Linked DNA regions of Homo sapiens: region 2 is linked to region 1. A link is a contact called in ENCODE Hi-C data. All regions are on one chromosome and are shown on one strand. Each heading gives the region's core, a stretch centred on a gene start or an enhancer-like site at or near the end of the contact. The rest is flanking DNA. Distances are from core to core; before and after follow the strand shown.

The links. A loop is a pair of places that touch in the nucleus more often than their neighbours do. Pooled maps may share reads with other maps.
Region 2: a loop to region 1 is called in a pooled map of gastrocnemius medialis, with 5 times the contacts of the local background. The contact joins the enhancer-like site here to the promoter of UXS1 in region 1. A Hi-C loop is called at or near these places in 1 of 50 pooled maps.

What each region holds. Positions count from the first base shown.
Region 1 is chr2:106,192,719-106,195,573 of GRCh38, reverse strand. It overlaps UXS1 (UDP-glucuronate decarboxylase 1), which reads left to right and starts at 1,273. Exons shown (of 15, transcript NM_001253875.2): 1 at 1,273-1,426. The coding sequence starts at 1,333. RefSeq lists a silencer at 1,191-1,800 and an enhancer at 2,131-2,180.
Region 2 is chr2:105,459,269-105,462,242 of GRCh38, reverse strand. No RefSeq gene overlaps it. Among named protein-coding and RNA genes, the nearest start is that of FHL2, 62 kb to the right of the region's middle. Within about 2 kb of position 1,667, at least 2 of the 41 ENCODE cell types and tissues checked have a DNase peak (open chromatin) inside an H3K27ac peak, as active enhancers do.

The DNA.
Region 1 (2,855 bases), core at 24-2,523:
TTCCTCCTAGTCAGGGATTCTCAACAGGTTTAGGGGAGGGGTAGGATGGAGGTAGGTTTTATCAGAATCACATCATTTGCACTATAGTTTGAAAGATGTAACATAAAGCTGCTGCTTTAGTACCAGCTGCCATATTTCCTTTTCTTGGAGGTTTCTAATAAATCTAAAGGAGGGTGATCTATTAAGTTTTGCAAAATGGCCTGAGGTTCCAAGAGGTAGGAGAGCCGCTGCTGACTTCAACTTCTCCGTATAGCTGAAGATGACCTCTTGAAGCCTGCAGATCCCAAATCCGGGATCTCTCTTAATGTGGCATCACACACATCTGTGTGTACCTGTCTTTTTTTCCTCCATGGGACCAGCTCTCTCCAGATCCAATGACAAGCTTCCGATTATCTGTGGATCTTCTGATACATCTCCTTGCTTGTAATCATCATTCAGTAAATGCTTTTTAAACACAGGTACCTCCTATGCAATCAGTACAGCACTCATAAAACAGATATACTCAACAAAAAGATTGAATGAAACACACACGACAACATGGTCAGGGTTTTTCTCTAGGCAGAGACAGCGCAATTTCATCTTTTCTTTTCCAAGTCTATCCTAAATTAATATACTTAGCACTGCTTTTTAAAATAATAATAAAAGACTATTATTAAAACAAAGGCACCCCAGTTGATCATAGCCAAGGAAAAAAAACGCAGCCAGTTTTTACTTCGGCAAGGTTTAGGGGATTTATCATTTTCGCTGCCGATATTCTAACTAAAAAAAGCCAACTAAACAGCCCAGAGAACGAGGCAACTTTCTGAGGCAGGCATTCAACTTCTAAGGCTCGGCCAAGTTTAGCAAATAAGTTTCGTTTCACTGCAACACCGGAATGCCCACCGCGTGCCCCCCTCCGGGCGGGGCTCGGAAACTGGCCACTGCAGTCGTGCCCTTGGGTTGGGGACGCACCTCAGCGAAACGAATCCAGCCGCACCTCCCGGCTGGCACCCGCGCGCTTTAACTCAGGGAAAACAGACCGGAACGCGCATGCGCCGCGGCGCGCCGCACCGCCCACCAGCCCTCCAGGTCACATTCTTCGAAAACCAAGGCAAGAAAGGCGGCAACTGCGCCTGCGGGTAGAGAAGCCGGAGGGGCGGGGGCGGAGCCGGAGGAAGGGGGTGGAGGCGCGCCTGCGCGGTGATCCCGCCAGCAGGAAGCAGGCGCGCGGGGGCGGGGGCGCGCGGCGGCAGGAGGCGGGGCTCTCGGGGCCGCTGCCGCCGCCGCCGCCGCGCATTGTGCAGCAGGCGGGCCCCCGCGCGGTAGGGCCCTGGACCCGCGCGGCTCCCGGGGATGGTGAGCAAGGCGCTGCTGCGCCTCGTGTCTGCCGTCAACCGCAGGAGGATGAAGCTGCTGCTGGGCATCGCCTTGCTGGCCTACGTCGCCTGTGAGTGCGCGCCCGCTGCCAGCTGGGGAGCCCCATTCATTCCCCGGCGCCGCGGTGGGCCGGGCGGCGGTGGTTCGGGGCCCCGAGGCGGCCCTGCAGCCCCGCGTTGCTCCCCGCCCCGGGCGGGGCCGGCGCTTTCTGCTCCCACCCCTTTCCACTCTTGCAGCAAAGCGGGCCAACTTGGGCGCACACCCCCTACCGCTTAGGCCCGGGCGCGGACCCCGGGCGGAGGGGCCCCTAGCAGTCCTCGGGCGGCCCCAGGTCTCTGCCTCCTGCCCGGGCGCGGGGGACTCGGCGGCGGCGCTGTCGTCCATGTCGCGCTGGGAGCCGGCGAGGGTCCCGGTCGGGGACTCCGGAGCGTGCCGCGTGGGGATACCCTTGGGGACAGCCGAGGTCGCGCCGCGGTGTCGGTTAAGTCGGATAAAAATACTGTGGCCATTGGCAGAGCCCCCGCTCCGACTGTTTGCTCCTCAGGAAAATTACTCAGCGTTTAACTCTTGGGGAGCCAAGTGTGGGCGGCTCCCCGGCCCGCGGCCGTGCCCAGGTGTCGGGGCGCACCGGCATCCCCATTCTAGGTTTTCCCCCGGGGCTCGGCGGCCGGGCGAAGCAGGCAGGCAGCTGGGTGGCCGGGCAGGGCGTGCCTGCAGCTTCTCTGTGCGCGGGTCCAGTTTCTGTCATCGCTCACAGCATGCTGCCTGGAGACAGGGCAGGAGGGGCACTTCGCAGGCAGGTGGTCGGCCCTCTGCTTGTTAGGGAAGTCAGAAACCGTCCTTTTAAAGATCTATTCGTTGGGAATGTTTTAATTGATGCTATTAATACGTTACCAAGTAGCAAAATTGGACTAGAAATAGCTCCCAGTGTGAGCTGCGTTTGAATGCTAGCCACCCAGACACACACTGAAATGAAATCACCTGCTAACCTGTTGGCGTTACCAAGATCTGATTCCAGAGGTGAGTGGGTACTTCACTTGTCTGAAGTGACTTCAGTTGAGCTCTAGGAAGGCAAGTATGAGTAGATCCAGCCTGTGTGCTACAGCCCAGCTGTTCAGGAGGTGGAGCTGGAAAACCCCAGCAGGACTCCGGGTTGCTAGGGGAGGTTTCAGGCGTCGGATGGGTGTTAGATGTGTGTAGTTTTGCAAGGGAGGAAGAACTAGTCTAAAGTGTGTGTGTGGTCAATCTTGAGTAAGAAAGCTGAGACCCAAGAGGAAAGACCATTTAAAGTTGAATAACTATTATTATGGCAGTAATACTACCTACATTTGTTGAGTGCTTAACTGTGTGAGTCATGATTCTTAGTGCCATTGTCTCAATCATTGAGCAACCCTGGGAAATCGGTACTATAATGATTCCTATTTTAGAGGTGAGGAAGTTAAGGCCAAGAGAGATTAGGAAATTTATGGATGATCACACAGATAGTAAGAGAAGGAGGG
Region 2 (2,974 bases), core at 418-2,917, 730 kb after region 1:
AACAGAGGGGATTCCCTTATCATGCCAGCTCAGGTAAACTGGAACCCTTCTGGTTGGTTGTGTGAATCTCATTTTTTGGAAAACTGTTAAAGTTCAGTTTGATCAGCTGGCACCTACATAAATGACACCACTCTGATTTGTCTGGTCTGTTGGGGCCCAGTGCAGGGCTCAGTCGAAAACAATAACCTCCCATGCCTTTTATTTAACAGAAATAAATAAACCATACTATTAGCAATGGCTAACTCTAGATGGTGAGAATAACAGTGTTTTTCATTTCTGAAATTAGTAGGTAAAACACTTATAATTGGATAAAAAATTATCCTAAGAGCTGATACCAGAATTTTTATTAGGGAAAGAACTAAATTTCCAGTATATGAGATTTTTGAAAACACTTTCTTAGCCCTTAAGGGATAGGTAATAGCCACAGGCACGTATGTCTACCAACACTCAGGCACTGCAAAGGAACCTGCTCTGCACTTTTTTTTTTTTTTTTTTTTTTTTGAGGCAGAGTCTTGCTCTCTCGTCCAGGCTGGAGTGCAGTGGTGCCATCACAGCTTATTCACTGAAGCCTTGACCTCCAAGACTCAAGCAATCCTCCTGCCTCAGCTCCTGAATAGCTGGAACTACAGTTAAACACCAGCATGCCCAACTAATTTCTGTATTTTTTGTAGGGGCAGGGTCTTGTTATGTTGCCCAGGCTGGTCTCAAACTCCTGGGCTCAAGCGATTCTCCCGCCTTGGCCTCCCAAAGTTCTGGGATTTCAGGTGTGAGCCACCATGCCCAAACTCTGCATCTTTTTTCAAGCTGCAGAGCCAGCTTGTGCTTGATAGCCAACCCCCAGTCACAGAGATAAGACCACACTCTGAATTGCTGCTCTTCTATAAACTGCTTTTCTGCCAAATTATTTGGCAGTATGGTTCCCACTCTGGTTTCCAAATCTCTGTAAAAGTCCAAAATAGCCCCAGGCTGGAAGGATGGAGATCATGGAAGTCTTCATAGGCCTCACATAGAAATCAACATGTACAGATTGATCCTGGGATTGATGTCTGTGTGTAAGTGTAGCTGTGGTGGATGGGGCAGGAGAGGTTGGTTTTGGCATGAGCCACAAGGACTGTCTTCTTTTTTCCAAGGAGCTTCTTAGGAGACTCAACACATGCTCACACCATGAGATTGAAGTGGGTTAGGAGTCACCAGTGGGTAGGTCTGTGTGGTTAGGTCAACTTAGCGTTGTCAAAACTTACAAAGTCACGGCTATGTGCATAAGAAGAACTGCCAGGTAGGTATTGATGGGACATATTGGGGGCAGGTACCTTCCTGTCCCAATTTTTGCATCCCTTTGGAACCTGGTAAGAAACTTTCACTACTGAATCTACAACCTTTAAGAGAGGGTCCAGAGGTTGCAAACTCATGTGCCAACAGCCAGGTGAGTGCATGAGTGTGTGACATGGACCACTTAAGACAAGAGGAAATAGTGGAGAGACACTGAAGGGGACAAACAGAACCACAGAAAAAGGGTGCAGTGGGATCCAAGCCCCCAGCTGCAGACGGGCAGCCCTGGAGGAGAACCTAAGTTCAGTCTGGCCAATTCAGATGATAAGGCCGCTGGAAAATCATACCAGGGTCAGAGGCCTTGGCCCCAGCAGTGCTAGCCAAGGTTTCCAGACATCTGACGTGGAACTCTAGCTCTTCCAAACCCAGTTACGTGCATCAGCCTTTTGCTCTGTTGTTTGCCCCACTTCTTTCCCCTTTCCCTCTCCCTCCTACATTTTTCTTCTCCATTAAGCAAAACAGACCTTGAGTTTCTTGCTTCTGGAATGTTACTGAAAACAGCTTACTTAGAAAAGCTGACTTTCCATAAATATCTCAATTTATGAAGAAGAGAACATGATCACTGAAAGCTGCAGATATTCCTGATTAGTTTCTGTTTGCTTGTTTGGCTTTCTCAGGGACATCGGCCAATGCACACATTCTTTTCAGACCTGCACATTAGTTCTGGAGTCAAGACTAGAATTTCTTAAGCCAAAGGAGTTTACAATCAATGACCCTTCAGAGCCCACTGATGGGCGTAAGAGGAAGTTCATTATCCACATAAAGAACACAGAGTTAATGACATTCTGGGTTTAACTGTCTTCATCTGGATATGCCCAGGTATATCAAAACAAGAGATTAAAGCAGGACAAAATCATTTACCTTAATGTCTTCATCCACCTCTCATGATGTGCTAGCACAGTGGGAGAACAGAGCGACCCTTAAACTTTCTAGAATAAAGAGCTAATTGGGTACCACACTTATCAATGTGAGGCCAAATACCTAAAGGCTTCCTTTTCTGCTGAATTAATTGTTTTTTTCATACTGAATTCTAAAACCCTTGGAAGTAACCTTTTACCTCTGCTACTCAAACTTCCCACCACTGGCTGTCTCACCCTTTATTGGAGAGGTTGGCTTTGAGAAAAAAGAAATAGGATGTTTTTGTTTTGTTGTTGTTTTATTTTATAATCTGGACTTCTTCTTCTACCTCCTTCCCACCTTAAGTGTTTTAAAATCAATGAATAGCTTCACAAGGGAAAATGAGTATTGCCTCCTTACTCAAAGTCCTCTCTGTTTGATTCCCGTCCTAAATTGAATATTAACTTGGGATGCCTTCTTCCTTATACTTTTTTTTTTTTTTTTTTTGAGACAGAGTCTCACTCTGTCACCCAGGCTGGAGTGCACTGGTACAATCTCAGTTCATTGCAACCTCAAACTCCCAAGCTGAAATAATCCTCTCACATCAGCCTCCCAGGTAGCCAGGATCACAGGTGTGAGCTACCACGCCCAGTTAATGTTTTTCTTTTTTTTAAATTAAAAAATTTCTTTTTGTAGAGATAGGATCTCACTACATTGCCTAGGCTGGTCCTAAAATCCTGGACTTAAGCGATCCTTCCGTCTTGGCCTCCCAAAGTGCCAGGATTACACAGAAATAGATGATTATGAA